Linked DNA regions of Mus musculus: region 1 is linked to region 2. The links are chromatin loops, found by intact Hi-C in ENCODE. Cell type or tissue: gastrocnemius. All regions are shown on one strand.

Region 1 (8,000 bases), 99 kb before region 2:
TTCACTTCTAGATCTTTAACTGGGTCTTAAGTCCTGTCCTCACGAAGTGACAGCCTACCTTGTGTCTATGTGACCCCCATGGCTGTAAACTTTAGTCTTAGCCTCCTATTCTCTTCAACCTGAGGTCATCAGGGACTTGGCAGAAAGTATACTCTAAGACCATGGGGAACACTGCCCACTCAAGGCTAGTATACCAGGACCAAGATGTTGTCTCAGAATTCTCTGAGCCTCAGAGGTGGCCTTCAAAGTTATCCCTTATTGTACCCCTTCCAAGGCGTAAGAGGAGAGAGGGACCCACTCACCTGGAGATCAGAGATGTCCATTTTTTCCCGTACACTTAGCTTCTGGCCCATGAGCCTCAGTTTGGGTACACAGTAGAGCATCACATTGTTGAACTGTAAGAAAGATGTCATGGGGAGTGGTGTCACAGGGAGCCCCTCACAAGGGACCCATATAAACTTTATTTAATGTCATAAAGTAAAACATATAATTTTAAAAGATGCACACACGCCTTTAAGCACAATGCTCAAGAAGCATATTCCCAGCCTATCATGGACAGCAATGGTCCCACTAGATACCAGAGACTAACAAACAAAATCCCAGTTCCAGGAAAGGGTTATGTCTTTTGGAGTTGTTGGCCATTGAGATCCCATAAACACCAAATAGTACAGGCTACTGCTAATGTTCTTGGTTACCCTCCAGAGCTTGGTGATAAGATGCTACTGCTGCAAATACCACATATTTAGTCATAGAACATGGAGAATTCAAGTCAGAACTGACCCAAAAGCTTCAACCCCACTGGATAGCTTCTATAGTGTTGAAAGATGCTATACATTTAACCAGAGGAGAGACATAAGCATACATCATACCCAGATGTGAACCCTGTAAGTTACAATAACAACTGGCCCAGCAAGACACACCCGATTATACAATAGAGGCATGAATGTCATGGGAGTGACCAATCACTTTCTGATTGGATTTAAGCTCCATTCCACAAGATGAACCCCATATGTAGTGCTATTATTCAGACAAGAAACTGTGGCTAGGTATGTCATAGAAACTTGCAGAGCTGGAGAGATGGCTCAGTGGTTTAGAACTCTGACTGCTCTTCCACAGGTCCTGAGTTCAATTCCCAGCAACCACATGGCATCTCACAACTATCTGAAATGGGATCTGATGCCCCCTTATGATGTGTCTGAAGACAGCTACATTGTACTTATATACATAAAAAATAAAAAATAATAAACATATCCTGAGTGTGTGAATGTGAAAAAAAAAGGAAACTTGCAAAGATATAGCTACTTATTCAAGAATAGAGGCTGGCCTATGAGTGTAATTCAGTGATCAGGTATTTGCCTAGCAAATGTAAGGCCTTGGGAAGAACCAAGAAGAGGAAGAAGAGGAGGAAGGAGAAGAAAAGGAGGAGGTAGGGGGAAAAGTAGCTATAGAAAGAGAAACTGTGTCTCTTCCTGTATGTAAGGTACTTGAATGGATCTCCCACTATAACTCCTTCCTTTCTTTTCTCTCCCTCTAAACCAGAGCATGGTTCTGGGGACAGTTGAGATCTTGATGTTTGGCTACAATTCTCTATATTTTGGTTGCTGGATACTCCCTAGTTGCAACCGAGGTAGATAAAAAAGAATAGAAATGCTGGATATATGGAACATAAATATTAGATGCTTGCAGAAACCAGTGCAGTGTCATTAGCAAGAGATAGCCCAAAAAACCTATCTGGAAGGCTACAGAAGAACCTCCTCCTTGTGCTTCTGAATCTTTCCAGTTCTATCCAGGGTCTGAGAAGGCAGATGAGGAAGTTCTGTGCCATGGCTGGCTGGCTCACCAGGAAGAGGTGTCGGTCCTGAGTGGTGCCATTCTTGGCTGATAACTTCTGGATGCTGCCCTCCTTGATCAGCTCATTGGCTGGGTTAACGATGTCCTCTTCCCCACCCAGCTGCTCATACACCTCTAAGAGCTTGTGCATTTTCTCCTGCAAGAGACACAAGATCAGGCACCTGCAAGATCACAAAACCTAGGGAACTGCCATGGACCCAGAGGTGAGCAAAGACATGCTCTGCAACCATCACCCAGAGTCCACTGTAACAATGAAATAACTTCCAGTGAAAAGGGAGGAAAACACAGGGAGACATTTGAGCTGGGTATGAAAGGGTAACTAGAAGCTCATTACTCAGAAACTAATAAGTCACAAACCTCTGCTGCTATGTGCCAGAGGCTGTTCTACGCCATTCATATTTTAATTATTTAATTCTGACACATACTCTGCGAAATAAATGTCATGGCTATCCCCAATTTATAGACAAGGAAACTGAAGCATGCAGGAATCAGTTGAGTCCCTATGACCCAGACTGGGCTAATCTACATGTTACTTTCCTCAAGCCTGGTTGGGGAATCCTAATGGCCAAAGGTACAATGGGGATAAAGTTAACAGCTTGTGGCTCTAACTCTTGGTTAGAATTCAACACTAATCAACGTAGAACCGAGCCTGTAGGGACTTTGACAATAGCAACATTGGCTGGGGCTGAATCTGCTAGCCCTCAGGTGTCCAGTTCTTTGAGTTGTGATTTCTACTTGTGTACCTAAAAGTAGGTAGGTCAGGCTGGCCCTTCTTTGTATGGATGCATAGATGCTAGTGGACCAAACAGCACAGGATGCATGGGACCCTGGAGGGTGGGGAAGAACCTATGACCTTGCAGGAACTGGCAGGTATATAGAGGAATCAGGTGTCATTATGGCATGTCCCAGGGAGGTGGAGCATGCATCTGGCTTGCATTGGGAATGTGGGCATAAACCTACCTGGTTTGTACAGAGAGAGGCTGAGCATGTACTTATTATTAGAGGGTACTGGGATATGCACTTGGCATGTCTTGGTATACATGTGCTCACTGACGGGGCCCACCTGGAACCAGGGGTGAAGGCACTTGCTTATATGGTCCACCTCCTCCCTCTCCCTGCATAGTCTTTGCTTCCCTGCAGCAATCTGAACTCACCATCTTCCTAATGGCAGCATTGGAGTGGTCAGCAGCTGTGGAGATGAGCTCCAGGGACCCTGCGTGAGGAGAACTGAGTGAGCCCTGGGCAACGTGGTAATGTAGCAAGTTCTCACTGGAGAGGCTGACATTGATGATGCCATCTTCCAGTGGGAGACCTTGCTCCTACACTTGGCCTTTCTCAGGGTGCCCAGACTGCTCCAGAGATCTGGCACAAAGAAGGGACAAGGCCCAGAACCATTGCTGAGCCTGCTGGGGATAACACCAAGTGAGACCCCCAACTCTCTTACACAGTACCCAGCCCTGTGCTGCTGGCCAGTTACATTGGTCATGACTCCTAAAATAGGCCCATTGCTGGGCCTCAGGTCTGGATGGAGCCAGTGTTTGGCAGTGCCTTCCCCAGATAGGGTTCTCCCAGGTGAGAGGAAAAGACTAAATCACTTTCTTAGTTATTAGTCGCTCTGTCTCTGTCTCTATCTCTGTCTGTTTCTGTCTGTCTCTATCTCTCTCTCCTCTGCCTTCCCATGTGTGTCTCAGCCCAGGGTTCTCAGTCTTCTCCAGAGACCCCCTCTCCCCAGCCCTTCAGCTACCTCTACTTACTCTCTGCATCCTTCCGGTCTGGGGCATCCCTGGGGAGCCTCTTTAGGTAGTCCTTGAGCAGCAGCTCATAGCGGGGGACCCTCTGCACAGGCTCCAGCATGTGATGCTGCAGTGTCAAGTTCCCACACACCTCCTGCTTCTGGGTGGACAGAGAGCACACATAGGGTCACCATAGGATCTTGCCCCTGCTACTGGCCACCACAGTCCCTGGAGGCTGCCTGGTTTTCAAGACATGATTGACATAGACCACATCTTACAGCTGGGGAAATGGAGGCTCAAAGGTGCCTAATGATAGAGGAACTGGAAATCTCTGGGTGGGCAGGCTTGGGTTGAAGAAAACAAGGTCAAGATACTGCCTCCTCCCATGGGAGTCATTAAGACTCATATTCTATCTCGTCCCTTCAGGTCCTATCTCCTCTCTGTCAGGTGGAGGCTAACTGTGCCTAACTTCCCCAGTATCAGTCCTCATGCCTAGAAGCTGCTGGCTGTCCTTCTGCAGAGTCCCTGCATGATGAATGACAGAGAGAACAGGTGACTGCTGCAACCCTACCCCTGCACTGTCCCTGGCTCTCTACACCACCCCTCCTCCCTCCAGATTCCAGCTCCCCCGGCCCTTGCCACACTTCAGCACCTTCTTGCTGCAGACAGCAGCAGTTCACATCCTTCATCCTGCACACAAGTCTATCTGAGACAATGCTAGCAATATGTTACCTCTATGCTCACCTTGGTCTTTCTGCCATGCTGCCTGGTTCTTCTGCCTGCTGACAGCTGAGAGAGCCCACTGTTTCTCCTGCTCTCCACTGCCCTGCCCCCTAGCAACTTCAGGATCCCAGACACCCACACCTTCCTCAGGCCCCAGAACAAAACTTCTGTTGGAGATAGACCCAGAACAGTCTAGGGTCCAACAGGGTCTAGGGATTTGGACTCCAGTCCTTGTACTTACACTGAAACACTAGCCACCAGCAATCTTCTCAGTCCCTAAACAATGAGTTTTCATTTTGTTTTGGTTTTTTTGGTTTGTTTGTTTTTGGAGACAGAGTCTCTCTGTTTAACAGATCCCTGGCTAACCTGGACTCTATTCATAGACCAAGCTGGCCTTGAACTCACAGAGATCAGCCTGCCTCTGCCTTCCAAGTACTTGGATTAAAGGCATGCACTACCACCCCTGGCTTTTTTTTTTTTAATGAAGTTTGTACTTAAGTTAAAAAAAAATCTGAGTATTGGTGCTGGAAAGATGGCTCAAAGGTTAAGAACATTTAAAGCTTAATTCTAACAACTACATGACTAGCAACCATAGGAAACTCTAGTTTCAGAGTTTCTGACATCCTCTTCTAACCACCCTGGAGCTCCAGACATGCACACAGTTCATAAACATACATGCAGACAAAACACTCATACACATAAAATAAAATTTAAAAGAAGTCTGAGTGTAATGTGCTCATTTGAGACTCCAGTGCTGGGGAGGCAGAGATAATCACACATCATTGGCCAGTTAGCCTAGCAGAGTCACAACAAAAGACTCTGCCTCAAAAATCAGATGGGAAGAGATAGAAGACACTCAACACTGACATCTGACCTCGATATGCACATATGCAAATATGAGCATACACACACCTATGTACACAGGCATACATCACACAGACAAATTATTTCAAGCAAGCTATTTCCTGGCTATTCCCAGGGCTTCAAAGCATCTCCCTGCTAGAAACTTAAGAATAAAGGCAGGGGGGGGGGGCAAGGAGGGGAGATTTTGCTCCAGCGAAGTTCACACGGAGGCACAGCCTAAATTGAATCATGGATAAACCACAGATAATCCCAAAACCAAGAGGCAGTAGCCAATTCCCTCAAGAGGACAAGGGCAGAGCCTGTCCTCGAGGGAAGGACTCGACCTGATAATGAGAACAGTGTGTGTCCTAGTTTGGCTTATGAACCACAAAGAGAAAAAAGGCAAAGAAATATTTCAAGTGCATCAACCGGGATAGCTGGTGAGTGTGGGGGCTGTGAGGAGACAGTGCTGTGACAGTCGTGTGGGGTTCCTGATTTCAGTCACCACGTGGGCGTGTGGGAGACACTCTCCATCACACTTGGTGATGAGGGCGGCAGTGTCTGCAGATGAGTTTCCAAAGACAACGGCCATCGTATGTGCTTAGAGATAAAGGTAAGTGGGGCAGAATGTGATGTCTGTAGGCTTTCTTTGTGTGGTTACTCCTGGGTATGCTGTGTGCATGAGTATCTCTGGCTGAAACTAGATCTCATCTAGGCTTGCTCATCAGCCCAGAACTACCTGTCTCCATGATTACCCTCAGCCCCACGTACTAGGGTTCAGACACATGCCACCATACCTGTGTTACCTTGTGTTAGACATCCAAACTCAGGCTCTCAGCTCCTTTCTCTAGCCTTAAGTTGATCACCTTACAAATCCTTGGTAAATGTCTGAATTTCTTTAAGGCTTATAATTTAAAATAGGCTTTGGATTAAGCAAAGGCATTTCCCTCCAGAGACCAAGGGAAACGAGATGGTCATTTGATCCCATTTTGTCCAGGTCTAGGCTTCTCAGCTGTGGACATTTATGGAGGAGAATTTTCTATTGTGGGTCAGCCTGTGCACCGTAGACCTGCCCCAGATTCGACCCTCCAGGTACCGAAGCAATAGCAGTGTCAGTAGACACTGATCAGGTCTTGGCAGAGAACGTCTGAATTGTGCTGAGGCCAAGGGGCAGAACCTTAGGTGTGTTTAGTAGAAACCATCCCCAGGTGGCACCCACTGTTCAGGGACTGCGTAGTACTGAGGTAGCCAATGCACGAAACTGTCATCCCAACCCCAGAGGTGTCTTGTCACCCTAGGACCTGCTGGACCCAAGAACCTGGTCTGCTCTATGTGGACAGGAACAGTGGCCTGTGCTCAGGCTGAACACTGCCCTGCTCTCTGGAGGGAGAGCTGTCCATGGATCTCCACAGCACAGATGAGGCTCATGCTTATGTGAGAGTTCAGTGTCATAGTGTCTCCAGAGGGCTGGCCTGGGGGACAGTGTAGCTGCTCAAGCATGAGGAACTGAACGCAACCCCAGAGCCCATGTAGAAAACCCCAGGTATGCTGACGCAGGCTTGCAATGCCCAACGCTCTGTAAACTGGGTGTGGAGGTACACACTTTTGTAATCCTAGCTCACAGGAGGTGGAGACTGGAGAGTTCAAGGTCATCCTTGGCTACATAGGAAGTCCAAAGCCAGCCAGATCTAGAGACTTTGTATTATTGTTATTGTAGTGGTGGTGGGATTTTTGATTTTGTTCTTTGTTTTGTTTGGACATGGTCTTACTATGTAGTGCTGTCCGGTCTGGAACTTGCTATATAGACTGGTCTGGCCTCAAACTCACAAAGATTTGATTGCCTCTGTCTTCTGAGTGTAGAGATTAAAGGCATGTGCCTTGCCTGAGACTTTGTCTGTGGTGGTTTGAATATGCTTGGTCTTTGGGAAATACTACTATTAAGAGGTGTGGCCTTATTGGAGGATGTATACAGCCTTGTTAGAGGAAGTATGTCACTGTGGGGGGTGGAGTTTGGCGGTCTCCTCCTATGCTCAAGATCTGCCCAGTATGGGAGAGACAGTCCTCTTCTGGCTGCCTTCAGATCAAGATATAGACCTCTATGCTTCTTCTCTAGCACCATGTCTGCCTGTATGCTGCCATGCTTCCTGCCTTGATGATAATGGACTAAACCTCTGAAACTGTAAGCCAGCCCCAATTCAATGTTTTCTTTTATAAGAGATGTCTTGGTCATGGTGTCTCTTCATAGCAATAAAACCCAAACTAAGACACTATGCTTAAAAAAAAAAAAAAACTTTTTGAAGTTAAAAAAAAAATAGTGTGTATGCCATACTACCTGGATGGTGTGGATGACATCCTTAAACTGCGGAGAACGCTGGGTCCAAGTGCTCACCAGCCCCATCGCTCTGTCAAAGTTCTTGACGTACTCGCCATACATCTTCAGGAATGGAGCCAGTTTCTGCAGGATGTCTCCGAGGCGAGGGTTTGTATCCCTGTGTGGAGAAGCACGGTCACTGGATGAGGAATCTAGGTGGCATGGTGCTGATGCCTTGTCCTATGGTGCTAAGCACATTGGTCACTCTCTCTGAATGTTCCCCCATCCCCCACCCCACCCCCACATACACTGTCTCTAAACACATTGACAGCACAGGCTGGGGACCAGTGCCCATAGAGAAGGACTTAGCAATAGTGCTGTCCTTGAGCGGCAGGCCACAGTTATCAAAGATGGTCAGTGAAGTGTCATTCTAAGTGACAGAGTAGAAATGGTGGGTCTACACACTACCACCAAAGCCAGGGAGAGAAGAGGACTTGGCAGGACCAGTGATGAAAACTTCTGAGTAAACTGAGTGAAGA
Region 2 (8,000 bases):
GATAACCACAGGAGCAGGGCTCACAGCTCCAGCCTGTAGCTCATAAGCATGAGGGGCCACTGGGGAGAAGAAAAATTGAACCTCAAGGAGACCCCGCCCTGAGTGGAGTCATTCCCCATGGGAGGTTCCTGTGCCCCATTCAGGGCACTGGAATGTGGGCACACTTACAATAGTGTACCAGGTTTTCTTCCCTACCCCAAATCCAGAGAGATTCATTCATTACTTTCTTACTGTTACAGTAAGAGGTTTTCATATATGCCCACAAACCCTGAGCCACACATTAAGCATCAACTTCCATTTACTCTTTCTTTGTCCACTCCTAAATCATGTCACATTAACAAGACCAGTTAGGCTTTCCCACTCTCCGTCTAGCTCTCCCAGGCCTGCATCCTGAGGACTCAGTGCTGAGGTGTTCAGCCTGGGGGGGACGTCCAGTTTACTCATTTGGAAATATAATTCAAAATAGTGGTCATACCACACAGCAAAGAGTCTATTTTATGTGCCTTAAAATACCTGGTTATGGTTGGTGAAGTGGCTCAGTGGGTAAAGGTGATTACAGTGCAAGCCTTGTGACCTGAGCTCAGCTCCCAGGACTCATACACATAAAGTGGGAGGAGAGAGCCTCCACCGTGCACACACGCAGATGTACACACATTTAATAAAGAGAGATTTGGTTAATGTTACCTGAGTACTGTTATAGAATCAGTACCTACTGGTGCTAATTCTCAGAAACATAATAGGAATTTGGCAGCCTCCATGGTGAGTCCTTAGCCGTGGCATTGCAGGTTCCATGTGCACACTCCAGGCACACTGGTCCTGGCAGTGGGGCTGGAAGTTTCTATTACTTCTAGTGCTCTAGATGGCCCCTCCTAGCGCCTGTCTTGCTCCATGCTGGAAGTGGCCTTAGCTGCAGCCACTGCCCTCTGCAGAGTAGCATTTCATTTCGTGTGTCCTTGCTCTTTGTGCTGGGGGGAGGTGGTGTCCTGACATTGTCCTTGTTTACCAACCTGAGTGGAGCCTCTGTACTGCCCTGACGTGGGAGTGCTTGCATTCTTCCCTAGGTGGAGTTTGAGGGCCTCAAGCATGAAATCAAGCGCCTGGAGGAGGAGACAGAGTACCTCAACAGCCAGCTAGAGGATGCCATCCGGCTTAAGGAGATCTCTGAACGGCAGTTGGAGGAGGCGCTGGAGACACTGAAGACAGAGCGGGAGCAGAAGAACAACCTGCGCAAGGAGTTGTCGCACTACATGAGCATCAACGATTCCTTCTATACCAGCCACCTGCAGGTCTCCTTAGATGGCCTCAAGTTCAGTGATGATACTGTCACCGCAGAGCCCAACAATGACGCCGAAGCCCTGGTCAATGGCTTTGAGCACAGTGGCTTGGTCAAATCATCCTTGGACAACAAGACATCCACACCCAGGAAGGATGGCCTAGCTCCACCCTCCCCCAGCCTCGTCTCTGACCTGCTCAGTGAGCTCCACATATCTGAGATCCAGAAGCTGAAACAGCAGCTGGTGCAGGTGAGCGCGCAGAGCCTCATGCCCCATCCCTCCCTCTCCCCGTGCCTTTTGCAACACTGTAAGCTGTGCTTTTGTGACATGTAGCTGCCTTTAACTTCCTCATACCATACATGAAATTCTTACTGGTAAAGAGTAGTGTCCCAGAGGAGTAGGTTCCTGATTACTGTGTAAGGTTTAGTACCTTGGTACCCATGCTGCTCCCTTTGCTACCCAAATCATGTATGGGTGAGGTGACCTGTCCCTCGTGTAACTCCTACCTACAGACCACAGCTAGAGTCTTTGCAGGGCCATACATCGTCATATCTGAAAGTTTACTGTTGATCTATAAATGAGTGTTCTCCACAACATGAGAAAGGGAAGTGGCGGAGAGCTGGGACACTTAGGGACCCTGCCAGCATGCCCTGGACCCAGAGTTCCACAAATGAAACCCAGCTCCACCCCAGCACATGTTTAGTGACCTCTTATGGATGAGCACTATTGTTGGTGATAGTCATGGTCGCTGTGGTGAATTCTGTCCAGTCTGCTGTCAACAAGTGGCATGGGCAGGGAATTTACATAGCCCTTGGCCCATCTGGCTCAGCATGAGATGTTGTTTGGTCATCCTAGAGTCTTCTAAGCCTTGTTGACCTGTTTTCCTGCTATAACTACCTTTGCAGATGGAGCGGGAGAAGGTGGGCCTGCTGGCAACACTGCAGGACACACAGAAGCAGCTGGAGCAGGCTCGGGGAACCCTCTCTGAGCAGCATGAGAAGGTGAATCGTCTCACAGAGAACCTTAGTGCCCTCCGGCGCCTGCAGGCTGGCAAGGAGCGACAGACCTCGTTGGATAATGAGAAGGACCGTGACAGCCACGAAGACGGTGACTACTATGAGGTGGACATCAATGGGCCTGAGATCCTGGCCTGCAAGTACCACGTGGCTGTGGCTGAGGCTGGCGAGCTCCGGGAGCAGCTCAAGGCGTTGCGCAGCACACACGAAGCTCGCGAAGCCCAGCACGCAGAAGAAAAGGGCCGGTATGAGGCTGAGGGCCAGGCACTCACTGAGAAGATCTCTCTGCTGGAGAAGGCTAGCCACCAGGACCGAGAGCTGCTGGCCCATCTGGAAAAGGAGCTGAAGAAGGTGAGCGATGTGGCTGGTGAGACCCAGGGCAGCCTGAATGTGGCTCAGGATGAGCTGGTGACCTTCAGCGAGGAGCTGGCCAACCTCTACCACCATGTGTGCATGTGCAACAACGAGACGCCCAACCGTGTCATGCTCGACTATTATCGTGAGGGCCAGGGCAAGGCTGGCCGCACCAGCCCAGAGGGCCGCGGGCGCCGGTCACCTGTCCTCTTGCCCAAGGGGCTGTTGGCCACAGAGGTGGGCCGAGCAGATGGTGGGACTGGGGACAACAGTCCTTCACCCAGTTCTTCACTGCCGTCACCTCTGAGTGACCCCCGCCGGGAACCTATGAACATCTACAACCTGATCGCCATCATCCGAGACCAGATCAAGCACCTGCAGGCAGCCGTGGACCGTACGACCGAGCTGTCCCGGCAGCGGATTGCCTCGCAGGAGCTGGGCCCTGCTGTGGACAAGGACAAGGAAGCACTCATGGAGGAGATCCTCAAGCTGAAGTCCCTGCTGAGTACCAAGCGGGAGCAGATCACCACACTGCGCACCGTGCTCAAGGCCAACAAGCAGGTGAGAGGAGTGGGAGGGGGCGCTGCCACCAGAGCCTGCTGGGGGGCGCTGCCTCCAGAGCCTGCTGTTGGGAGGGATCACTGCCCACTGCTGCCACAGCCCCTAGGCCTGTGCCATCACCTTGTTGCTGCTGTCTCCTTCCTCAGGGCTTCCAGCCAGGGGATGGAGTGAGTGTGGGGATTAGAGGGTGCTTTAGCCAGAGCTTTTCAGTCATTAAGTACTGCTGCTTCTGTCCACCTTACAGTTGCTCACGCTGTGGTAACAGAGAGCAGTGGTCTGAGTGCCCTGTGGGTTCTCCAGGACAGAGTCTATGGTGCATCATTCTTCCTTGCTAATCAGGGTTGAAGCTAGGACTTACTGAGGCAAACTGGCATGCCAGGAGCATGGCTAGCATTTTGTCCCGACAGCTGCATGAGAAAAAATTTTTTTCAGAGAATTTTTCATGGTCAGCAGTTCCACCTTGGGCCCAGGGTTTCCACCTTGAACACAGGGCCTTACACCCTTCACCACCCCACTTTCTACTTCTCTGTCCCCCAGACAGCTGAGGTGGCCCTGGCCAACCTGAAGAGCAAGTATGAGAACGAGAAGGCCATGGTGACCGAGACCATGATGAAGCTACGGAACGAGCTCAAGGCCCTCAAGGAAGACGCAGCCACCTTCTCCTCCCTGCGTGCCATGTTTGCCACCAGGTACCTGCTACACTGTGATACTCTCCCTTCTGCAGCCTCTCTTCCCTGGAGCTACCTGTTAGCCTTACCCACAGCCTCCAGCCTCATTCCAGAGTCCCACAGGCCTGTTGGTTCAGCACTGTAGTAGCCCTGCCAGGCCCCCAACACAGCTCAAGGTTTGGAGACTACAGCCCAGTCCCAGCATGTGTGTGGGGCTGCCCTTCTCGACTGAGGAGGAGGAAAGTTTATGCGGTCCCAGGGCCCTCAGGTGGCTGCTCCCCAGCCTCCCGTGCCTCTTGTAGGCAGTGCCATTTTGGTAGACATTCAGCAGAGGTGTGCATCCATTTCCCTGTTCCCATTTCCCTCTTCATGACCCTGGATGCTCCATTTCCTGTGCTTTGAGCATAGGAGTCCTAGAAGCAAAGGGCTAAGGGAGTGAGCTCAGGGGATGGGGAGTACAGTTTTGAGGTCTAGTTACCAGTGGTGACAGATGCGGCCCAGACTAGTTTGTTATTCCTCTCCTGTAGTGTAGTCAGGGCTCCAACGCAGCCAGTTTGCCATCCATTCCCAGCCTTCCTGTCAGGGATGGGCAAGCGAGCTTTAGGCCTGGGGTTATGCAGTTTCCTTCCTCTCCCCTGGGGGTTCTTCCTGTGGCCTGGGAAAGAGCAGTCTTAAAGGGTGGAAAACAAGGCCCCTGCCTATCACCCTCCAAAGACAGGTGGTGCCACCTGCTGCTCAGTGTTGGAATGACAGTGTGGGGATGGCAAGGCTGAGCACCGAAACTGGGTCAGCTGGCTGTTTCCTGTAAAGTGTGAAGAAGCTGAGACAGGATGGGCCAGGACCTGTTTCCCTCCCTCCAGCCCCAGTCTCTTAGCATCCCTGCAGGTAGGTCCTGCCAAGGCAGGCACAAGCAGAAGAGTCCAGCATTTCTCTGGACATTTCCTACCAGATCTTAGGGGAAGAAAAACATTTTTTTGAGACAGGTCTCACTATGTAGCCCAGGAACTTGCTATGTGGATCAGGCTGGCCTAGAACTCATGGAACTCTTCTTCCCTCTGCAGCCCACCCCCACTCCCACCCCAAACCCTACCCCACCCTACCCCCTTGGTGGGATTAGGAAAGAATTCTTGTAATTCCTCAGCATCTTGTACAAATCATAACCTTTGAAGTTTGTTCTGTTTATAAAGACCTGACTTTTCTGGTGAATCCGGGATTTCAAACATATGAGGAAGACAGTATGTAGTCTCTGAGGGGAGCTCTTAGGCACCAGCAGGGTGTGGGTAAAGCAGAGCCATGGGTAGCAGAAGGGCAGTGCTTAGAGCCCATGTGTCCACCACCACCTCTAGAGACACTTGCCCAGTGTCTTAAGATTCCACCAGACCCAAACTAGGCAGGTGTGCCGGTGTCACCCAGGGAACCTTGGCCAGGCTCTCTCCCTCCACTCGATGGGGGTGGGGCATGCTGCATCACAGCAGGTGGAGGCTTGGGTGCTCTGATTGTCACTCAGCAAAGGCTTACTAACCACCAGCTACGGTTTGCAGTAGGATCAAGCTCAGTCCTCTCTCAGTTTACACCCAGATCCTGGGAGCTAGTGATGTCCCAGTATCTGAGATACCTTTTTGTTCTTAAAGTGGGAGAGAGCTTACTGGAAGAAAGTCAAATGGATGAGCGCCAAGCCTTGCTTATCAGAACCACTTCAAGCCTGCAAACAAATACCCCCATGTCTTAGGGTTGCTGTAATGAAATACCATGGCCCAAAACTACTTGGGGAGTGTATTTTACCTGATAGCTTCTAGTTAATCAGCTAGGGAAGTTAGGGCAGGAGCCGGTGCAGAGGCCATGGAGGGGTGCTGCTTACTTGCATGCTCCTCGTGGCTTGCTCAGCCTGCTTTCTAACAACACCCAGGACCCAGGCATGGCCCCACCATGGTGAGCTGGGCCTTCCCACATCACTAATTAAGAGAATGTATCACTGGCTTACCCAAAGACCAATCTGGCAGAGGTATTTTCTCAATTGAGGTACCCTCTTCCCAAATGACTATAGTCTCTATGTCAGGCTAACATAGAAAGTAGCCAGCACTCCCCAAGCCTTCTGCCCTCTCTCCCTGCAAAGAAACAAATGCAGTACCACTGAGTTGAAGGTAACCTTGCTGTTCTGTTTGAGCACTGCCTCTCTCGTCCTGGCCATGGCCTTATTCCAAAGGAGCCTTTGCACCAGGAACCAGAACAAGCTTCACCAGCTCTGGCCCCAGCTCAGGCTCCAGGAGAGATGCCTTGGAGTGCAGTGGGCACCCGGGCCTGCTCTCCCTCTCAGCCTCTCAGCTGTGCTTTGTCTCCACAGGTGTGACGAATACATCACACAGCTGGATGAGATGCAGCGGCAGCTGGCAGCTGCCGAGGACGAGAAGAAGACCCTTAACTCTCTGTTGCGCATGGCCATCCAGCAGAAGCTGGCGCTCACCCAGCGGCTGGAGCTGCTGGAGCTGGACCATGAACAGACCCGCAGGGGCCGCAGCAAGGCCGCCTCCAAGGCCAAGCCAGCCTCACCGAGCGTAAGTCACACCTGCGCCTGCGCCAGCGAGAGGGCGGAGGGCGCCGGGCTGGCCAACCAGGTGTTCTGCAGCGAGAAGCACAGCATTTACTGTGATTAGGGCTGTGGGGCGCCGCACACCTAACGTCCGCTTCACCTCAACTAACCCAGCTGCAGCAGCGGGACAGCAGTGCTAGGCCGCTCCTAACGTGACTAACGCACAGAGGGCGGCACTCTAGGCAAGTGGCAGCGTTGGGGTACATCTGTAACCAGGACACTTTGAGCTTTGTGCTGCTTTTCATGCCACAGCCCCGCCCCCAGGATATACCATGTCAGTTGCTGTCCTTTGGGATGCTGGTATCAAAAGTAGGGGTGAAGCTGCACACCTTTGTGGAAGACAGCGGAGTGAAAGTTTTCCAGGGCCTCCAGGCACTGTTAGGGAACCCAAGGGTGAGTTCTTCCCTGGACACTCACAGGGGCAGAACCTGAGTTGAAACTTGCATGTTGCTCGCATGTGTCTAATATCAGCACTTGAAAGCAGTTTTGTGAGGCTCTAGCCTGCATCATAGGACTAGCCTAGGTTAGCTCGCTGTGGCTGGCATAGTTTCATGAAGAGTTTCCTTGTAGTTTGTGCAGCATCTCACTGCTAACCACATCCAGGATGGCAGTCCCAGAGGGAATGGACCATCTCTGGTTGCAGCCTGTGTTCTGCAGTGAGCCCCCACACCTCAGACACGATAACCATAGCCCAGGCAGACAGCGCAGCTGCTCCATCTCAAAGATCCGCATGCTGCTGTGTCCTGAAAGGTGACAAATTAGCAGGGCCTGAGGTCCTAGGTTTTCTTTCTTGACGAGAGTGTTCCAAGTGCCTGGTCAGACCTTGGTCCTTGGTTCAGAGCCTATTATTTGGTCCTTTGAGATCTGCAGCTTGTGCTTGGGTCTTTTCCTAGAAGTTGTCAGACCCAAAGAAGCAGTGTTTTGAGAACTACTAGTGCTCTACCAAACTGCACGGCACAGTAGAGCCCAGCTGTGTGCTAGGGGACTTTTTGTGGGCCCGGAGCTGTGCTCAAAACTGGCAGGTAAGAGTTGTGTGGTTCTCGGTGCAGTTTGTGGATACTACAGAAGGAAGAAAGGCCTCCGAGGGCTCTCCTTTTCCAGATGCTCTGTCAGTGCGGAGCTGTGGCATCAGATCAGGTGTGTGCTTTAGTGAGTTGTAAAACAGGACTCTGCTCAGTATTTCTCTCCCTGTCCCCATGGGGCATCTAGTCTTGAGACTCCATCTCCCATAATAGCTGCTTGGCTGTCTCTCCCTGTGGAAAGGCATCTTTCATGATGTGGAACAATTACTATCCAATATGGCCCTGTAGTCTCTCAAACAGCTTTCTCTTTCTCTCCCCTGGATCCTGGGGTACCCCAGTCTGCTCAGATTCTTGGCAGCACATGGTCGTACACTGGGGGCAGAACAGGCCACACGTGTCCCTTGCATGTCCATCCTGGGAATGGCTGCCCGCATGCCCACCCAACCTTCTGCCTTTCTTTCTCTTTGGGCCAGAACGCAGCTTCTCTTACACTGTATGGGGCTTTGTGGACACTTGGA

The links. Hi-C counts contacts between places; a loop is a spot of excess contacts. Peaks named below come from ENCODE experiments on the same cell type or tissue, not always from the same donor. Only the 100,000 strongest peaks of a DNase experiment are listed, where the experiment ranks them.
Region 1: a loop joins it to region 2, with 2.3 times the contacts of the local background. A loop is called at or near these places in 1 of 42 quality-filtered maps.

The regions. Positions count from the first base shown.
Region 1 is chr13:49,278,212-49,286,211 of GRCm38, forward strand. It overlaps Fgd3 (FYVE, RhoGEF and PH domain containing 3), which reads right to left. Exons shown (of 18, transcript NM_015759.2): 6 at 7,483-7,639; 7 at 3,606-3,744; 8 at 3,006-3,064; 9 at 1,841-1,987; 10 at 303-395. Among named protein-coding and RNA genes, the nearest start is that of E030007A22Rik, 24 kb to the left of the region's middle. In gastrocnemius, no CTCF peak of the experiment used is centred here; no DNase peak of the experiment used is centred here; H3K27ac peaks cover 398 bases.
Region 2 is chr13:49,376,829-49,384,828 of GRCm38, forward strand. It overlaps Bicd2 (BICD cargo adaptor 2), which reads left to right. Exons shown (of 7, transcript NM_001039179.2): 4 at 1,062-1,523; 5 at 2,180-3,205; 6 at 3,743-3,894; 7 at 6,215-8,000. The coding sequence ends at 6,524. Among named protein-coding and RNA genes, the nearest start is that of Bicd2, 39 kb to the left of the region's middle. In gastrocnemius, no CTCF peak of the experiment used is centred here; DNase peaks (open chromatin) are centred at 4,604 and 6,370; H3K4me3 peaks cover 616 bases; H3K27ac peaks cover 2,074 bases.